Linked DNA regions of Homo sapiens: region 1 is linked to region 2. A link is a loop called in an ENCODE intact Hi-C map of the cell type or tissue named here. Cell type or tissue: OCI-LY7. All regions are shown on one strand. Each heading gives the region's core, and the rest is flanking DNA. Links, peaks and the distances in the headings are about the cores only. Region 1 holds the start of GLRA3 (glycine receptor alpha 3). Region 2 has its middle 250 kb from the start of GPM6A-DT.

The links. Peaks named below come from ENCODE experiments on the same cell type or tissue, not always from the same donor. Only the 100,000 strongest peaks of a DNase experiment are listed, where the experiment ranks them.
Region 1: a loop joins it to region 2, with 4 times the contacts of the local background. A loop is called at or near these places in 3 of 110 quality-filtered maps.

What each region holds. Positions count from the first base shown.
Region 1 is chr4:174,823,008-174,833,307 of GRCh38, reverse strand. It overlaps GLRA3 (glycine receptor alpha 3), which reads left to right and starts at 4,061. Exons shown (of 10, transcript NM_006529.4): 1 at 4,061-4,567. The coding sequence starts at 4,497. LOC101928551 (a long non-coding RNA gene) reads right to left here and starts at 1,580. Exons shown (of 5, transcript NR_125900.1): 1 at 1,422-1,580. In OCI-LY7, for the core only: CTCF peaks have their summits at 6,209 and 6,413 (motif pointing left); DNase peaks (open chromatin) are centred at 3,667, 3,977 and 4,347; H3K4me3 peaks cover 3,467 bases; H3K27ac peaks cover 2,369 bases.
Region 2 is chr4:175,531,250-175,541,639 of GRCh38, reverse strand. No RefSeq gene overlaps it. Among named protein-coding and RNA genes, the nearest start is that of GPM6A-DT, 250 kb to the left of the region's middle. In OCI-LY7, for the core only: CTCF peaks have their summits at 4,391 and 4,592 (motif pointing right); a DNase peak (open chromatin) is centred at 4,599.

The DNA.
Region 1 (10,300 bases), core at 2,301-10,300, 710 kb after region 2:
AGGAGTAAACTGGGGAAGGATTGGACAAAAGGTCTAAAGTTTCAGTTATACAAGACAAAAAATTTTTGAATATCTCCTGCACAGCAAAGGGCCTATGATTAACAATGCTGTATTGTATACTTTAAAATTTGTTAAGAAGATAAATCTTACGTTAAATGCTCTTACCACAGAAAGAAAAAACAAAACAATCAAAAGAGTGGGAGAAAACTTTGGGAGGTCATGGATAGGATTATAGCATTGATTGTGTTGACGGTTTCAAAGGTGTATTCTTATCTCCGAACACATTAAGATGTATACGTTAAATATCTACAGCTTTTTGAACATCGATCATCTCTTAATAAATATTTTTTTAAATAAATAAGCAAAATAAATTTTCTGTGGATTTTACAATAAATTACTCATTTAAATATTCTGAAAAGTTAAAACTGTCTACAAAATGTACAAAAAATAAATACAATTTCACATTTAAAAAAATGAGGCTCAGGAGATTACCAACGGGATAGTATTCAGAGTCTCGTGAGTTATAAAAGGGAGTATGAATTCAATTTGTTGCATTGGAAATAAAGGGCTTTGGGAATAGAAGTAGCATCGTTTGATTTACTTTAAAAAACTTAATATTTACAATGGAACTTTAATTAGATTAGCAGGAGAAACAATTAGGAAGCTGTTGCTGAGATTCATGTACAAAATTGTGTAGCCTAGACAAGCAAATGTAAATAAATTATTGGATATTCTCCCTCTATTCAAAATAGAGGGTCACCAAATCAACTAATAACATTTCATGATTATTCTAGTGTTCTCAGTAGGTCAATCCTTATGCAGAAGGTAAGTTCACTAGGCTCATATTCAGTGACAATATGTAAGCCTGCCATAGGGCTAATTATTCTCTACTAGATTTATATTAAATAAGCAACTTTCTGATTGATTCCTAAATTAAAACTTTATTTCAACCTTAGGGAGTGTTAATTCAAAGATGTCAATATTCTAATTATTTCAAAAGTAACATTACTTTTGGTAAGTGTTTAAACTGGCATTTTGATCTGTATATCAACTTTTGATGAGATGGTTAGAATGATTCAATGCTACTGAATCCAATCAACTCTCAGTAAACTAGCACTAATTCTATACTACATTGACTTAAAGAGTATATGGGGCTTTTATTAAATAGCAAAGCATCTCAACAATATGTGTAAAATATCCCAGGTTTTAGATCATTGGTAGTAACAACTGAGGAAATGTAAAAAAGCTAACTAAATAAAAGAGGCACCTTTATCATTATACTGAAATTGATCTTTCTGTTGCTTAGGCAATGTACACATATTTTGAAAAAATAGAATAAATGTGCCTTAAAAATAGCTCCATGGTAGTGAACAAAAGAAAACTAGACAATGAACCAAAAGCCCCAGATTGAAATTTGATACCTTCTGCTTACTGGATATGAGGGCTTGTAACCGTCACTTAACCACACTGGTCTACAATTGCTTTCTCTTGAAAAGTAAGTATTAAGCATGATGAAGATCGATATCCCATTAAGCTCCGAAGTCCCATGTCCTATATAATGTGAAGTAGAATCCATTAGTGCAAGAAAGCAATAATAAAGGCCACGAAAGGTAAAGCTGAGATGTGGCCATGTCACAATCCAGCACAGTTGTATATGAATGGGCTGATCATCTAATCGTCAGCCACAGAAGGTTCCCCCTACCCCAAAAACACATTCACTCGCCTACCCATTCAATCAGTACTATTACTCTGAAAAGAGTACGATTTACAAGACAGCTACCAAAAATATGTAGATGCATAATATTCTGTTTGACCTTATAGAAATTAAAACAAACAATATAAATATCCCTCAACAAAAATACACTAGAAAATTAAACATCAAACGTTAACTGAAAGAAACAGAGCACCACAATCACTCAATTTTAAATATACCTAATTAGTCTAGTTCCCAATGCACTGTAACAACTTCCTTCATTTACTAATAGAGAAAATACATATTGTGTTTCCAATGTGATAATTAATGCACCCAACGAATACTGAGTATCTATTATATGCTAAGTGTTGTGCTAAATAGTGGCCATTGTCCTCACTCTAGTGAAAAAGTCAAACAAATAAATGAGGAGGATGATAACAAAGAGTGACAAGTAATTTGAAGACAATAATTATGGTGTTATGAAAAATGAGTATTACGAGGATTCCAGCCATTCTTTCATATGAACTTTATATTTAAAAAGGATTAGATCCATACTAATTTCATATCCGTACTAATTTTATAAAGTATATTTCTATGTTTTATGTTAACTACAAGTTGAAATAGTTAAAATTATCCTGGCTTTTAAGCCATTGTGTAATTTAATTTTCCAGATTACTCTAAAGAGAGTTTTAATATTATCTATTAATTTACTGACTTAAACATACATTGTCTCCATCAAGCCAGAGAATAAATCTGCAAGATCATTTAATCTAATTTTCTCAATAAATATACTTTAAATATATATATATATATAAAGATATTTTTTAAAGAGGATACCTTTTCTCAAAGTACCCAGTCAGTGGTTAAGCAGAGCAAGGAATCCACGTATTCTTGAAATAAAGTTTTGAAGTTTTTTAATGCGTACGTTTTTAAACAATTATTACTGCTATTCAAAGAATCGCCAACTAAAAAGCTTTTGTGCTTAGTGAGATTTCAAAAGATTCATCGTGAATAATTAAGTTGATAAAAATGGTATGAATCTTCTCCAGGTACAAATATTCCTGGGCAGAATCAATGGTGTCCCTTATGAAACTTCTGGCAGTTTATGATTTAAATCAGAAAACCACTATGTGAAAAGAGACAAGTATAATAAAAACATCTAGAAATAAATCCAGGAAACTCTTTATTGTCACTGAATGTAAATAAAACTTTTTTACTAAAGTGTAGAGAGAGAGATTTTTCATATGAGAGGGTTGGAAGGTGGTGACTTATGCTTTCCAGTTAAACAGAGAATTTCAGGAATAACCAACGTGTCAAGATGAGGAATCATTTTTGACATGTCATTAGACTAAGTTAAGAGATGAAAGTAGGGATTTCAGAATAAATATCTGAGGAAGTTTTGGGGAAAATCTAAGATTCAAGGAATGAACATTTGATCATGGCTGATAGTAAATAAGAGCCACTATAAAGATCAAAGAAGTTTTAATTTTTAAAAAACTTCTATTACTTTGAAATACATAAACAACACAACACACACACACACACACACACACACACACACACACTTTTCTTTTCCAGTCTTCCATCCAAAACCCAAAGTAAATAAATGTGGGAGGGGAGGAAAACAGGGACAGAGAAGGAGAGGGGGAAAAGAATAGAGAAAGAGAAGGACAGAAAGCTGACATGACGGAGAAAAGATGGACCTTATAGTACCATGTGATCTAGCTGTTCTTCTCACTTAAACTTACTGTGAAGATGTAAAACGGGAAAGACCAAAAAAAAAAAAAATGGTGGGAAGCCTTGCGTCTCTAGCAGCCATCTCTTTAGACTTCACACCTTCATCTTTTTAGAACCCTTACTATTACTTAAGGAAACCCAACTTAAATCCAGTCAACAACGCTTCCTGGCCAGAAGCTGGCCAGGCTTGAGAGGATTCTAGAAGCAGCTGGTTCTTCCGTTCCACGGGCGTTCACGCACCACATTGTCTTCTCTTCCCCAGCCCTCCGCCAGGGTCTGGGTTTACTGCTGACTCTTGTATTTCGGTGTAGAGTGTAACAGACAGTGTCACATCCGAGAAGACCTAAAGTGTGCCTTTTCCCGGAAGGGAATACTAAAGGGTCCCTCCTGCGGGGTTACACTACCTAATCCACAAAACCGCTGACTTTCCCAGGTGGCTTTTTCCGCCCACCTCGCTCCAGTCGCCGTTTGGTTTGTTTGGGTTTTGTTAAAGGGTGAAGCGCTAAGCCCCGCCTACCGTCGTAAGTGGCCTGTCACTCCGTCCCGCTGTGCGGTCGTGATTGGTCGACAGGACCGGGTTGTCCGGCCCCACCCCCGCTTCCCTTTGCCGCGCTCCGGGTCTCGGGTTTTAACCCAAGGTGGAGAGCTGGATTCCGGCGGGCGGCGCTTGGAGCAGGTGGAGAGGCGTCCTCTTTCCGGCTGTTGCTGCTCTTCTTCCTCCAATCCTGGGTCTCAGTCAGGGAAGAACGAACATTCTTCCTTTGCTGCTGGAGCTTTAGAGAACTGTTGCCCAGCACCTAGGCACTTCAGACATTTCATCTCACTCATTTTTGTAATTTCACTGTAAAAATCACCTGCACATTTATAACACTGTGACTCTCCACTTCTGCTCAATGCTGAGAAGGGGTCCGCATACTGCGGGGAGCTGTCTAAGGTGCTGAAGCTTCCCAAGCATCAGTCTACACCAACACCATGCGGGGTTAGATTGTACATTTTCATTCTGTCTTTCTGGTTCCCCATGCCTTGGATAAGACTATTTTCAGGATCGTGAATATCTCTCCGTATCATGGCCCACGTGAGACACTTTCGGACATTAGTTTCGGGATTTTACTTCTGGGAAGCAGCACTGTTACTCAGGTGAGTTCGCTTGGATTTAACAGTCGGAGAACTCATTAAGCCTGTGCATTACGTTGCAACCACTTGTTATTGATGAGACCGGGAAATTTGCAATTCTATATTGACTTGTTGAAACAATCAATTTAATCGTATTGTTTTCTGTCTAAATTATTTAGCAGTCTATCTACTGAGACCTACTCATTTGCTTTTTCATTGATTAGTGCATTTTAGTAACTGGCATCTTGCGTTATTTGCAGCTGAGAAAAAAAAATTATTTTAAAAGCCTACGTTTTCCTTCTCAAATTGCTTTTAAAGTTCCCGTTTTCTAAGTGAATTATATAATTTGGGTGTTACTCTTTTTTTGAAAGTTACAAAACATTTAGTATTTAGAAACGAGACATTACTTTTTTTAATGCAGAAATACAGACCATAGTCATTTACTGATGAGAGAAACTCCAAATGTTGTTGCTATATTCAGAGGTTAAGTTAAATGAATCAAAATAAGGGCCTTGCAAGTACTATTTTCTAATGACCTAGCTCAGGTAATACATGAAGGCAAAATCATAAATAGATTATTAGATATGTTCTATGTCAGGAATAATCTTCTTGAGTAAAGTAATATTATAACAAAGCCATTAAACTATGAAATTGTTCTATGACATGTCATTTTCTTATCATGATCCTGTCATATTTGGTAGGCTTAAAAAAATAATTTAAAGAGTATAAGAGAGCTAGACAAAGGATCAGATAATTTTACCCCGTTCTTAATGAATGTGTAAAAATAAGGTACTGCTCATATAGAATTTTGACCCACCAATATAAATTTAATTTTACTGTTACAATTAATTACCATAGGATTTCCATTTTTATGGCTTGCAAGGTTTTCAAAGGAGGATTGAAGTCCAATAACTAGAGTAACTAAGTTATATGCATACTGATTTCTACTTGAAGTATTTAAATATTCTTTATTGCTATGTCGATTTTTCATCTTTGGGCTACCTTATAAAAACCAATAGTGTATCTCAAACTACCTTATAGAAAGTTATATTATTTTCATTTGCCTATATATAATAGAAACTGTGATGGTTATTATTTCTGAAATTATTGATTTTTTCCCAAAATAAGAAGTTGAACTATTTTTAACCAAAGTATTTTCAATAAAAATCATCTTGATATGATCTAGTAATTTTTGTGACTTTATTATTGTCAGAAATTTGATTTGTAATAATTAAAGCCAAGTATATGGAGCTTTTATATTTCTGAAATTATTATGTAAAGGAGTACAAACTTAATGTTAAAATATAAATTGATTATTTCTCTATATTTCTTAATGGCTTAGATGGTAAAATACATTTTTTTCAAAGAAATCAGATTAGCTTAGTTGATAGATACTTAGATTTAGGAAGCTAAAGTCAGAAACTAAAATGTTTTGGTCAATGAGGTTAAATTTGTATAATGGCAATCACTATGATATTTGTTAAAACATGTTCTGAGATAAATAATCTTCATCACTAGATTCTCTGACTTTTGTCCAATTTTGTTAAAAGTTATGAAAAAGTATTTCAAATGGATAATTGTGATTATAAGAATTTATCTTTTTTAATGTTAAATAATTTTAATTAGAAATAAATTTTATGAGAAGCCCAAAAATGTACTTCTTTGAAAAGACATACAACATACAAAAGTTTACTTCATAACTTATATTCTTCATCAAGTTTTTCTTTCTCCATTCATAAATCAAATAAATTTTTCTCTATCCATGACTAGTCTTAGATGAGAGTAGGTTATCACTCTATGAAGAACTTTAATTATATGTAAAAAATTAAGCATTTTCACTTTTAGTGATGACCCCCAAAAGAGGATTTCCTATAGAAAAAAAAAAAAAAAGGAAGCTCCCTCTACTGGAAATATTTTGTAAAATAAATGTCTTCCTGGAAATGATTCTTTATTCTCTAATTCTAGCCCTGATGTATTGAGCACAAAGGAAACAAGAAAAAAGATGAAAACAAAAGAAAGTATTGGCATTAATTCTTAACATATTTTTAAATTTCAAAACAGCTTACCAGGGCAATTTGGAGGCAACAACAACAACCAGAAACCACAGATATTTATAAGTAAATAATTCACTAGTACAGACTTTTTATGTCATAGGCTTTGAAGATTTTTTTAAAATTTTTATTGAGATACAACATACACAAAGAAAAGTGCACAAATAATACATTTCCCTCTAGATAAAGTTTTACAAAGGGAACACACCCAAGTGAAGAGACTACAGTTCAGCAAGTAGAAGTGTGACTGTCACAGAAGCACTCACCCCACCCTCTTCCTCCACCATAATCCTTTCCAAGGCACTACCTTGGCCAAAGGTAATCACTCTCCTGACTTATATAATAAGTATATCTTTTCCATTTTAGAACTTTATATAATTACTCTGAGTCTGCTTTATTTTTATAAGCATTATGTTTATATGATTTATCCATCTTGTTGCATGTAGCAATAGCTTATTCATTCTCATTGTTGTATCATATGCCATTATATGAATACATCAAAATTAACTTATCTATTGTCCTGTTGATGGGTATTTGGGTATTTCTTAGGGTTTGTTACTACTGTTATGAATATCATTGAACATCTTTTGTGGTGAATACATGTATTCATTTTGGGATCATGATGTTGAGGTCCAAGACTTTCTCTAGAAGGGGAATTGCTAAGCATAGCACAGGCATGGGTGTGTTTAACTTTAGTAGATACTGCCAGTATTCCTATGTAGTTTTATGTTTTTACACTTATATCAGTAATGTATAAGAGTTTCTGTTGCTTACTAGTACACAATTTGATCAGTGTAATGTTATCGTACTATACAAATTTTTAGTATTTCTAGTATATTTTTACAAACCTACAGATGAAACTTTAGTGCTTTCAAAAACATAAAAGCACTAAAGTATCATCTATACTTTAGTAAATAAGCATTATTAAGGCAAAAGCAGCAGAAAAAAATTTACAAAATATTTACAAAAAAGTTTTTAAAACTTTCATACTTGTTTTGGATATTGCTATTTTATGTAATAATTTTTCTATGGCTTTTGGATTTTAGTTATCATATTAATAAAATAAAGAACAAAACATCAGTGTTCAGCTTTCTTTGAAATGCAGATAAGTGATGATTATGAAGAGCTTGCAGAACAACTTCCAAAAGCAGGGAAGCAACAGAAAATATTTCATTTAAGTTGATTACTTTCTTGCCATATCATTTAATTTTTCATCTTTACAAGTTGATATCAACACAGTATTGCTACTTGAATAAATTAGGGCACATCGTGTCAAAACTTGAATGTGTGAATTTCAGATGTCATAATAATAAAAAATGTAATATTTTCTTGGTTTACTTCAAAGCCTTAGTAAAATATCTTAGCACAGAGCTTACTGGTTTTGCTTTTGGTATGTTTTGGAGGATGAGAGGAATCCTTTTTAATGTTGTCTCTATTTTTCTATGTAAGATATTGAAGAAAACTATATTTCTAGGAATACAATTTTACTATTATTATGATTTACTACATGGAGGTGTAGCAAGATTCTGTATAGTTTTAAAAAAATCTTTGCTATATATAACATTATCCTTCCCTTTTTCCCTGAAAATAGCAATAAATTGTCCCAGGTATAGAAGAATCATAGTCCAGTCAATGCCTCAAGCAATTTGCCCTGCCAATTGAAAGAACATCTTGAAAAATATTTCCTCTTCTATATAGTTTTTCTTCCCTTAAACACACAACTGTGTACTGAGGCAAGTCAATCAGCAATTATGTGTTTACTATGTAAGATTAAGCAATTTAACAAGATTTATTCACGAAATTCTGTGCACAAATTGTGCTAAGCACAATTTAGCTTTGGATGATTGAACAAATGTCACCTTTTCCATTTAGCAACTTAGAGTCTAGAATAAACGGAAAAGGGTCAAACATCAAAAGAAAAAAGTACAGATAGCAATATTTTAGGGAATATAAGGAAGCGCAACTATCAAGAAACCTTGGTACTTGTGGTGGGCCTTGTAAGATATTTGTTCAAGGGGCAAAATGATATATAAAGAGAATATTCTATGCAAAACGAATGATACAGATATATAGTATGTGATTGGGAAAAGGTGACTGTCAAATTCAGTTGAAGAATTTACAGTTCATGATTTAAAATTATATTCTACTAACAACAACTATTGAGCTAGTTACATTAATAAAACTACAAGAATATGGAGGAGTCACAGCATTGCTTCACGATGGAATATGGCTAAAATTTAGAAAGAAGTAATTTAATTATAACTGAGTAGTCATCATTACAGGAATAGTTTTATAACTTGACTCAAAATATCCCTATCGGTTCTTCTTCAGAGGTAGTGTTTACCTCAAAATTACTATTAGTCATAGGATTGGTGATAGCAATTATTTAAGAGCTATGTAAAGAAACAATGACACACTACTAGAATAAAAGTTTAATCTGATTGTTTTAGAAGTTGGAAACCATGTGAGAATTTTTCTTCAAAATATAGTTTCTTAAAAGAAATACTGAAATATAGTAGAGGATTTGGATAGTTGGAGGAAAAGAGGACATTGAATTTGGTTCGGGGTATTTTGAGGTTAAGATGCTTGCAGAAGAGCTAGGTTTCCTGGCCTCAGCTAGGAATTCAGGTATTTGCATAGATTTAATTGCCAGACAACAGATTTACAAAAGGTTATAAAGGTGAGTATACTGTGGTGCAAAGAAAGAATAGAAAATACATTTGTCAACGATGAGGATAGAACACTTGGAACAGAACATGGAAAAGTACTCAGAGATCTCTGAGCTCAGCTGTAGAGATGAGGCTTATTAGAACCAAGTGATGAAGTTGCAGATTTATCACAGTTTTATGCTATTTATCTCAAGGACCAGTTATTATTAATAGCATATATTAATATCTTTCTATCACTTATCAAGAGGACCTTAACATTAGCATTTCTCTAATTTCAGCTAATCTAATAAACTAGTCCATATTTACAGATGACATACTTTACTCAAGTTTTCTCAGGACATTTTCAGGGAATTATTTTGGAGAAGGTAGATCATCTACTTTTCCTTATATCATGAAACATATCTAGCAAAGCCTCCTTAATTTGCCCACCAAACTTGTCTCCTACCCTTTTCCACAGGATTATTTATATACTTGCATTAATAGTACTTATAGAAAATAAATTCTTTTTTTTTCTTTTTTTGAGACAGAGTCTCGCTCTGTTGCCCAGGCTGGAGTGCAGTGGTGCAATCTCGGCTCACTGCAACTTCTGCCTCCCAGGTTCAAGCAATTCTTCTGCCTCAGCCTCCTGAGTAGCTGGGACTACAGGAACATGCCACCACGCCCAGCTAAATTTTTTGTATTTTTGGTAGAGAGAGGTTTTCACTATGTTAGCCAGGATGGTCTCTATCTCCTGACCTCGCGGTCCACCCGCCTCAAATTCATATGTATGTACATGTATATGTGGAAATACATTTTTTTTTTGAGTTTTAGTTTTTTGTTTTTTTATTAGGTGGATGGTACAGCCTGTGGCTTTATTTTGCTTGGGGAAATGGCCAAAAGAGACAAGTAACTCCAGAGAACTGGTTCTGGAGTGCAGGCAGAAATTCAAAGACAGAACCAACTGTTTAGCAACAAACAGTGTATATATGGAATGAGCTGTTCAGTAACAGTAAATGAAGCTATTCTAACAACTGCATGGCAACAACACACATTTTCAA
Region 2 (10,390 bases), core at 1,057-9,056:
TGTTAGTGAGGAAAAGCCCCAACATACCAAAACCAAGCAATTTTATTTGTTCTTTTAGCATCATTGTCTTAATGAAGAAACATGGAATCCCTGTGATAGTGACAGGAGGCAGAGAAATTCTAGGCAGACCGAGGTGAGTCCCTGGCAAAACCTTACCTTTGAGCCAAAAAGCCTGGAATCTGTGGCCCAAAGTGAGAACTTCCATCTCTGTGTGCCTGCTCTCTCCCAATTGGTTCTTTGTGAATAATGTCTTTTTACCAATCGAATGTTGCCTTTTCCAAGATTACCTATGGCCTACTCTGCTCCCTATCCTGTGCCTATGAAGACCCCTGACTCAGCCGGTGGAGAGGAAAAGTAGATGGATGCTGGAAAGAGGCAACTTGACTTCAGAAGAGAGAGGCAGAGAAGTGGCCTGACTTCAGGGGAGAGTGACCTGCCCTCCCCATCCCCTTTCTAGCTCCCCTCTTCCCTGAGAGCCACTTTCATTGCTTAGTAAAATTCTCCACATTCACCATCCTTCAGTTTGTCATGACCTGATTCCTCTTGGACACTGAACAAGAATTCGGGAAACACCAAGTGCAGATACCCAAAAAGGCTGTCACACTGGCCCTTTGCCCTTGCTGGCAGAAGATAGCTGCCCCACGCGATGAGGCAAAGGGCCCACTGAGCTAATAACATGCTGCTGTCTGCATGACGGTGGAGCTAAGAGAGCCTTGTAGCATGCTCTCTGGGGCATTGTGGTCACAGGCACCCCCACCTGGACGCTGCCACAGGGCCTGCACAGTTTGCTCCTGCTGGGGCTAAAGCAGCCTGCCGGTTCCTACACTCACTCATTTTGGTTCACACACTCATTCTCTCGCTCACTCCCTCCTGCAAGGGGTTGAGTGGGGTGGGCTGAGTAAATAGCTCCCCTGCCACTAGTCCCACGAAGGGGTCAGAAAAATATCCTGCATCTCCTAGACTGTATCCATTCATGAGACTAGTATATAAAATGTAAGCAACAATTCTACAAATATGAAACTTTAGAAGAAAATAATTAAAACAAATGAATAGTATGGACAAATTTCTAATTTTTTTTGATTTATTATTTATTACAAAGCTTTATTTCTAGATAGACCCCAAACACACACACACAGACACACGGACACACACACACACACACACTCTTGGGTCACATATAAGTTTACAAGTTTGAATGGAAAATTACCTGAAGAAATTCCATTCTTATGACTCTGTTATATTGATATGACTCACTAGCTAAAGACATTCTATATATGTCAGGATATTCCCTATCAGCATCTGGAAAGATCTACATCTGTTTGACATAGAAGAAATGATTATCATTTTCTTGTTTAAACAGTGTGGCAATTAGAGAAAAAAAAAAGTTTTCTTTTCAAAGTTTTTGATCTAGACAGGTGTACATATCAGGTAATTAAAATTTCAGCTAAAGATTCCCTTTAGATAAGCAAACTTAGGTGATGAAGACATTTTAAAAATGATTCATTCCCTTTTTACAGCCGCTCTTTGTAAGTTCAATGATAAATTTCCGTGTTATGTAATCTTCCTTAAATTAAAACTCTTAATAACAATAAAAACTACTGCAATTATTGGTCACTCACTAAAAGCCACATTTTATTTTAGGTTCTATCCGTATTCTATGGTGAACTGTGGCATATTTAAAAGAGTTTTTAAAGTTTGAGGATTTTAAAAAATTTAATAGAATAACTCAATATAAATTAAATATAACTTCAAAGAAACAGATTGGTTTAAATTACTGAAATTGATAGGAACTTCGTTAACCAGATTCAGTCTTTATTGAATCCTTATTTTGTTTTGATTGAACTGGATTAGTAAGAGAAAGAGAGATGGTCCAAATCAAACAGAAACCAAGGGTTCATTTCAAAATACCATTTCTAGAGCTGTGTATAAATACCAATTTATTTACTTAACCTTTGGCATTTATGTCTATCCTCCTATTACATAACTGGCGTGCACCATTGTAAATGTGATGCTGTTTAAGAGTTTTTCCATTTAAATTGGAAATTTAAAGTCAAGTCTTCAGGGAACATTTGAGTGTTTCAAGCACTGATGACTTTTATTGCAGCTTTATCTTTGCCCAGTCTTTGAAAATTTTTTTCTCTATTCTATTTAGTATAAACAAGATCCACTTTGTGTCAGCACTCTGGAGATACAGATGAGTTAATGTAATTTTTCTACTTTAAGGTAAATGAAGTTAGAATTGTCTACTTTACTGTGAAAAATTCCAGTTTATCCATTTTCAAGCTCCTCTAAACCATCTAATCCCATTAATTAGAGTACTAAATCCTACATTCTTATGCTCAAGAATTTTGGAAAACATTTTAAACCTTTTTATTTTTAGTTTAACACTTTCCACCCCCACCCCCCACACCCCAACTGCTCAGTTAATCCTAAATTCCCCAGGCTCCACAGAGTAAATACAGTAATTTGTGGGATTTGTGGCTCTTTCAAATATCAGGTGAATTAAAAATATATATTTAAAAATCAAGCAAATTAAGTGAAAGTTCCTTAGAGGATATTTTGAGCACTTGATGACATGCCTTGGAGCCATGAAAGATATTGTGGTAGGGCAAAACGACTTCGAATGTAATATTCAGTTTTATTTTTCTCAGACTCAGCATTTCATTTGTTAAATGATCGTGATATCTGGAGAATCAAAACATGGTTGTTCCCTAGAAGCCCAAGACTTCCAAGTGGAATATAGGAACTGGTTCCTTTTAAATGCCCTCTTTGTTCCCCTCAACAAACAATTTATAAGCAATAGGATGGTGGTCTTCTGGCCAAAGCTTTACCAGAAAGCTCACTGAATCCTGGAATTCTTGAAAAATACATGTATTGCTTAAATACATTTAAGCCTCTAGAAGTTTATGGATGCTGAGTAGCTTGTCTGAGGTCTCCTGTTTGCACCATGACTGGCATCCATCTCTGAACTGTCTCCAAGCTGGGAAACCAATGGTGTTTCCCTCTCCTTTTGAATCAGGATAGCAGCCTTTAGAAAATTGCCCGCGTTTGAATCCTAGAACTGCCACTTACTAGCTCTGCAACCCTGGGTGAGATACTTAATCAATGACGCAGTTGTCCCACCTATAAAATGGGGATAGTATCTACCACATACATACAGGCTTTTGAAGTGAAATTGTAGTTAAATCATGTAAAGCACTCAGAACACTGCGTTTTATGCAGTAAGTTTTCCATAGGTGCTAGCTATAATTACTCATTTCATCCTTTATTATTTTAATTTGTTTTCCTAACCAGCTGGCTCCACCAAGGATTTGAGGTAGTTTACAATAAAGTCATAGATCTAATGGACAAAGAGAAAAATTCAAAACTAAAAGGATGAGGAGATGTTTTTTCTCAGGGAATGGTTCTGAGAAGCATTCATATGATTTTGATCAGAAGCAGTATCATAAGACAAGTGGATCTCGACAAACATGGGAAAATCTACATGACTCTCACTTATCCCCAGCTACTTCTAGATACAAAATATAATGACTAGTTTTCAAAACGTCCTATTTATTTTAACACTTCCTGTGAGAAAATGATGGCTTTTAATAGGTCTCCTAAATAATGATTTGGCATATAAAAATGCCTTAAATCCAGACTGAGAAATTAATGAGGTCATGAAAAAACAGTGTCTTTCTCTTTAGTCTTTTAGTATTTTGAGTAAATATGATGGGACCTTCGGTATTTATGACAGACGACACAACTGTTTGAAGAAAAGTTAATGATTATGGGCACGGTGGCTCATGCCTGTAATCTTAGCACTTTGGTAGGCCATGGTGAGCGGATCACTTGAGGTCAGGAGTTTGAGACCAACCTGGCCAACATGGTGAAACCCCGTCTCTACTAAAAAACAAACAAACAAGAAAACAAAACAAAACAAAAACTAGCCAGGTGTGGTGGCACATGCCTGTAGTTCCAGCTACTTGGGAGGCCAAGGCAGGAGAGTTGCTTGAACCTGGGAGGCAGAGATTGCAGTTAGCCAAGATCATGCCACTGTACTCCAGCCTGGGTGACAAATCAAGAGTCCAACTCAAAAAAAAAAGAAAAAAAAGATTACATTTTTCCCTTTTGCTGTATGTTTTTGAGTCTTGATCAAAGGACTATGACTTAGAAATTATTTTTTTTGGGTGCTTCAGGTACGAGCATTGTGATAATGGTTTCTATTAGCTGAATCATAAAGCTGTAGGAAGTACTCGGGTTGTCAGTTTATCCAATTTACCAATATACATTTATACTAAATAATGGATACATTACTAGAAACTAAAATGCTCATTTGTAATTTGTTGTTACGATTTTATTTTAGATGGTTAGTTTTGAATCACATTAAATGTTACTTTTATAGGAAAAAGAAACCAGAGCTATTGAAATCAATTTTATTTTTAAATCTAATTTCATTAGCATACAAACTGAATATGTATGTTCAATTTTATTATATATTTATAATTCTTTTATCTAATGCTGTGTATTCATCTAGAAAGGCTACAACTTCGTATCAAGCCTCGGAAACTCAAAATTGTCAAAAATGGAAGAAGGTTTTTAGCCACAAGGTGTCGTTGTTTGTCTTTTCTTTAGTGAGGTAACTGTGGCAACTTAGGTTCTCTAAAGGCTTATTGAATTAGGAAGCAGAATTTCTTTTACGGACAATAACTTAGGTTGTTGTCTTAACTCCTCTCATTCCATATATGATACAATTTCCAAAATTGTTTGCCAATTCTGTGTTTAATGAGCACAAGAGTCTAAAATAATACATGTTCTATGATGAGCTGCTTTATGGTTTAAAGTTTTTAAAATTTGAGATTTTTTTCCTCAGACATTTAATAAAATGATTTAATATGAATTAAACATAACTTCATAAAAAAACCAAATTGGTTTGATTTATTAAAATCAAACAGGGACTTCGTTAACCAGATTCATTTCTTTTTGAATCTTTATTTTGATGAAATTGTAAAGAAAAAAATTATAACAAATCAAATGGCATCAAGGTTTCACTTCAAAATGCCATTTCTAGAGATTTGTATAAACATATTTTCTCCTCAACCTTTGGCATTTATCTCTAGACCTTGTAGTACATAGCTGGTTCTCAGTATTGCAAACAGGGAGCTCCTCAGTTAGAAAGAGTATCTTAATAATTATGGCTACACAAAAGTTAATCAAAACATTTATACTCATAAAAAATTCCACAATGTCCTAGATTATTTCTTAATGTCTGATATTTTGGTTATCTGAGGAAATTTCAATGTAGATATATTGACCCAACCTTGATGTAAAGTAAAATAAGAAGTATTGGAGGTTTTGTTAAAATTCTAAAATCAGCTTATTTTCCATTAACAAAAAAGAGAACATCAATATCCAAGTATATTTATATAAATTGTAATATAATGGAAAAAATTTTAATAGCATATTTCCCAAGTACTGGACTTGTTAAATATGTCCAAACCAGCTACTTCTAAACTATATTACATAGAAAAATCATGTTATGGGTTGAACTGTGTCCCGCTAAATTTTATATGTTGAAGTGCTTACCACTAGTACCTCAGAAAGTGACCTTATTTAGAAATAGGGCTGTTATAGTTTGAAGTCAGGTAGCGTGATGACTCCAGCTTTGTTCTTTTGGCTTAGGATTGACTTGGCGATGCAGGCTCTTTTTGGGTTCCATATGAACTTTAAAGTAGTTTTTTCCAATTCTGTGAAGAAAGTCATTGGTAGCTTGATGGGGATGGCATTGAATCTATAAATTACCTTGGGCAGTATGGCCATTTTCATGATATTGATTCTTCCTACCCATGAACATGGAATGTTCTTCCATTTGTTTGTATCCTCTTTTATTTCCTTGAGCAGTGGTTTGTAGTTCTCCTTGAAGAGGTCCTTCACATCCCTTGTAAATTGGATTCCTAGGTATTTTATTCTCTTTGTAGCAGTTGTGAATGGGAGTTCACTCATGATTTGGCTCGCTGTTTGTCTGTTATTGGTGTATAAGAATGCTTGTGATTTTTGTACATTAATTTTGTATCCTGAGACTTTGCTGAATTTGCTTATCAGCTTAAGGAGATTTTGGGCTGAGACAATGGGATTTTCTAGATATACAATCATGTCATCTGCAAACAGGGACAATTTGACTTCCTCTTTTCCTAATTGAATACCCTTTATTTCCTTCTCCTGCCTGATTGCCCTGGCCAGAACTTCCAACACTACGTTGAATAGGAGTGGTGAGAGAGGGCATCCCTGTCTTGTGCCAGTTTTCAAAGGGAATGCTTCCAGTTTTTGCCCATTCAGTATGATATTGGCTGTGGGTTTGTCATAGATAGCTCTTATTATTTTGAGATACGTCCCATCAATACCTAATTTATTGAGAGTTTTTAGCATGAAGCGTTGTTGAATTTTGTCAAAGGCCTTTTCTGCATCTATTGAGATAATCATGTGGTTTTTGTCTTTGGTTCTGTTTATATGCTGGATTACATTTATTGATTTGCGTATATTGAACCAGCCTTGCATCCCAGGGATGAAGCCCACTTGATCATGGTGGATAAGCTTTTTGATATGTTGCTGGATTCGGTTTGCCAGTATTTTATTGAGGATTTTTGCATTAATGTTCATCAAGCATATTGGTCTAAAATTCTCTTTTTTGGTTGTGTCTCTGCCCAGCTTTGGTATCAGGATGATGCTGGCCTCATACAATGAGTTAGGGAGGATTCCCTCTTTTTCTATTGATTGGAATAGTTTCAGAAGGAATGGTACCAGTTCTTCCTTGTACCTCTGGTAGAATTCAGCTGTGAATCCATCTGGTCCTGGACTCTTTTTGGTTGGTAAGCTATTGATTATTGCCACAATTTCAGAGCCTGTTATTGGTCTATTCAGAGATTCAACTTCTTCCTGGTTTAGTCTTGGTTTAGTTAGTGTCGAGGAATTTATCCATTTCTTCTAGATTTTCTAGTTTATTTGTGTAGAGGTGTTTGCATTCTCTGAGGGTAGTTTGTATTTCTGTGGGATCGGTGGTGATATCCCCTTTATCATTTTTTATTGCATCTATTTGATACTTCTGTGTTTTCTTCTTTATTAGTCTTGCTAGCGGTCTATCAATTTTGTTGATCCTTTCAAAAAACCAGCTCCTGGATTCATTAATTTTTTGAAGGGTTTTTTGTGTCTCTATTTCCTTCAGTTCTGCTCTGATTTTAGTTATTTCTTGCCTTCTGCTAGCTTTTGAATGTGTTTGCTCTTGCTTTTCTAGTTCTTTTAATTGTGATGTTAGGGTGTCAATTTTGGATCTTTCCTGCTTTCTCTTGTGGGCATTTAGTGCTATAAATTTCCCTCTACACACTGCTTTGAATGTGTCCTAGAGATTCTGGTATGTTGTGTCTTTGTTCTCATTGGTTTCAAAGAACATCTTTATTTCTGCCTTCATTTCGTTATGTACCCAGTAGTTATTCAGGAGCAGGTTGTTCAGCTTCCGTGCTATTGAGCGGTTTTGAGTGAGTTTCTTAATCCTGAGTTCTAGTTTGATTGCATTGTGGTCTGAGAGACAGTTTCTTATAATTTCTGATCTTTTACATTTGCTGAGGAGAGCTTTACTTCCAATTATGTAACCAAAACAGCATGGTACTGGTACCAAAACAGAGATATAGATCAATGGAACAGAACAGAGCACTCGGAAATAATGCCGCATATCTACAACTATCTGATCTTTGACAAACCTGAGAAAAACAAGCAATGGGGAAAGGATTCCCTATTTAATAAATGGTGCTGGGGAAACTGGCTAGCCGTATGTAGAAAGCTGAAACTGGATCCCTTCCTTACACCTTATACAAAAATTAATTCAAGATGGATTAAAGACTTAAATGGTAGACCTAAAACCATAAAAACCCTAGAAGAAAACCTAGGCATTACCATTCAGGACATAGGCATGGGCAAGGACTTCATGTCTAAAACACCAAAAGCAAAAGCCAAAATTGACAAATGGGATCTAATTAAACTCAAGAGCTTCTGCACAGCTAAAGAAACTACCATCAGAGTGAACAGGCAACCTACAAAATGGGAGAAAATTTTCGCAACCTACTCATCTGACAAAGGGCTAATATCCAGAATCTACAATGAACTCAAACAAATTTACAAGAAAAAAACAAACAACCCCATCAAAAAGTGGGCGAAGGACATGAACAGACACTTCTCAAAAGAATACATTTATGCGGCCGAAAAACACATGAAAAAATGCTCACCATCACTGACCATCAGAGAAATGCAAATCAAAACCACAATGAGATACCATCTCACACAAGTTAGAATGGCAATCATTAAAAAGTCAGGAAACAACAGGTGCTGGAGAGGATGTGGAGAAATAGGAACAGTTTTACACTGTTGATGGGACTGTAAACTAGTTCAACCCTTGTGGAAGTCAGTGTGGCGATTCCTCAAGGATCTAGAACTAGAAATACCATTTGACTCAGCCATCCCATTACTGGGTATATACCCAAAGGACCATAAATCATGCTGCTATAAAGACACATGCACACGTATGTTTATTGTGGCACTATTCAAAATAGCAAAGACTTGGAACCAACCCAAATGTCCAACAATGATAGACTGGATTAAGAAAATGTGGCACATATACACCATGGAATACTATGCAGCCATAAAAAATGATGAGTTCATGTCCTTTGTAGGGACATGGATGAAATTAGAAATCATCATTCTCAGTAAACTATCGCAAGAACAAAAAACCAAACACTGCATATTCTCACTCATAGGTGGGAATTGAACAATGAGAACACACGGACACAGGAAGGGGAACATCACACTCTGGGGACTGTTGTGGGGTGGGGGGATGGGGGAGGGATAGCTTTAGGAGATATACCTAATGCTAAATGATGAGTTAATGGGTGCAGCACACCAGCATGGCACATGTATACATATGTAACTAACCTGCACGTTGTGCACATGTACCCTAAAACCTAAAGTATAATAATAATAAAATAGAATAAAATAAAATAATTTCTAGTAACAATAAAAAAAAGAAATAGGGCTGTTAGGGGGACACTTAAGATGAGGTCATGCTGGACCTTCTTCCCTATCCAACATGGCTGCTGTCCTTCTATAAAGGGGGAATTTTGGACAGACACACTGGGAGAATACTAAGAATGGATGAAAGCAGACCTTGAGTGATGCATTGCAAGCCAAAGAACGCAATTCCAGAAAACCACCAGAAGCTATAAAAAAGACATGGAACAGATTCTTCCTCGCAGCCTCAGAAGCAGTCAACCCTGCTGACACCTTGATATTGGACTTCCAGCCTCCAATACTGTAAGACAAAAAATTTCTGTTGTTTAAGCCACTCAGTTTGTAGTACTTTATTACAGCAGCCCTAGAAAACTAATACAACTAGAAACTAGGAGTTAATAGGTATGTCATAGGATTTTTTTTTTTAAGCTAGTTACTGCCTCTTTCTTAAAACTTCCTTCTTTACTTTTCTTTTGACACGACCTAATTTTATTTTTTTCTCAGTTACCTTTGCTGAATCTTCTTTGTCTTCCTGACCCCTAAACAAGGTAATGTCCCAGGTTTTTATCCAAGGACCTCTGGTTTGTCTAATAATCACTAAGTATCATATCTGTGAATACTTGCTGCTTCCCAAATGCATATCGTCATAGTGACCCATGGCTAATTCCACGTTTCTATGTATATTGATTTACCTAATATTAGCATGTCAACAGGCATCTCAAGCTTCACTCACCTAACACTGAGTTTCGGATCTGCAAACCAATTGCAGTTGATGTCATCTCCATCTCCTTGATTGGGCAAAACGCTTAAGAGACATCTTTGATGCTTCTGTCTCTTATCTACTTTCAGTTAATTGGAACATTTTGTTACTCTAATATATTTTATTCTTTAAAATACATTAGAAATTCAATCAATTTTTAACACAACTTCCACTACCACCCAAGCTTCTGTTGTTTCTGTGATTCATTTCTTCCTCAAGCTCCTCAGTGTATTTGCACAGCCACAAGAGTGACCTTTCTATAAAAATATTAGATGAGTCACTCTGCTGCTCAAATCCATCCAAAGCTTTCTTATTATATTCAGAATGAAATTCAAAGCCTTTACTGTCTTCTGCAAAGCCAGACTTGATTTACCTCTGATTATCTCTCTGGCCATTTTTTTTTTTTTTTTTTTTTTTTTTTACTATCAAACCCTATTTAGTGACCATGGCCCCTTTTTAGTCCTTTAGCACTGAAGACCTTAGGACTATTCTTTTCCTTCTCCTAGAAATTTGTATGGCTCAAGCCTTCGCTTCATTCAGGGTACCACACAAGTTCAGTTCTCAGAAACCCCATCCCTGATAATACATATGTGAAACAAC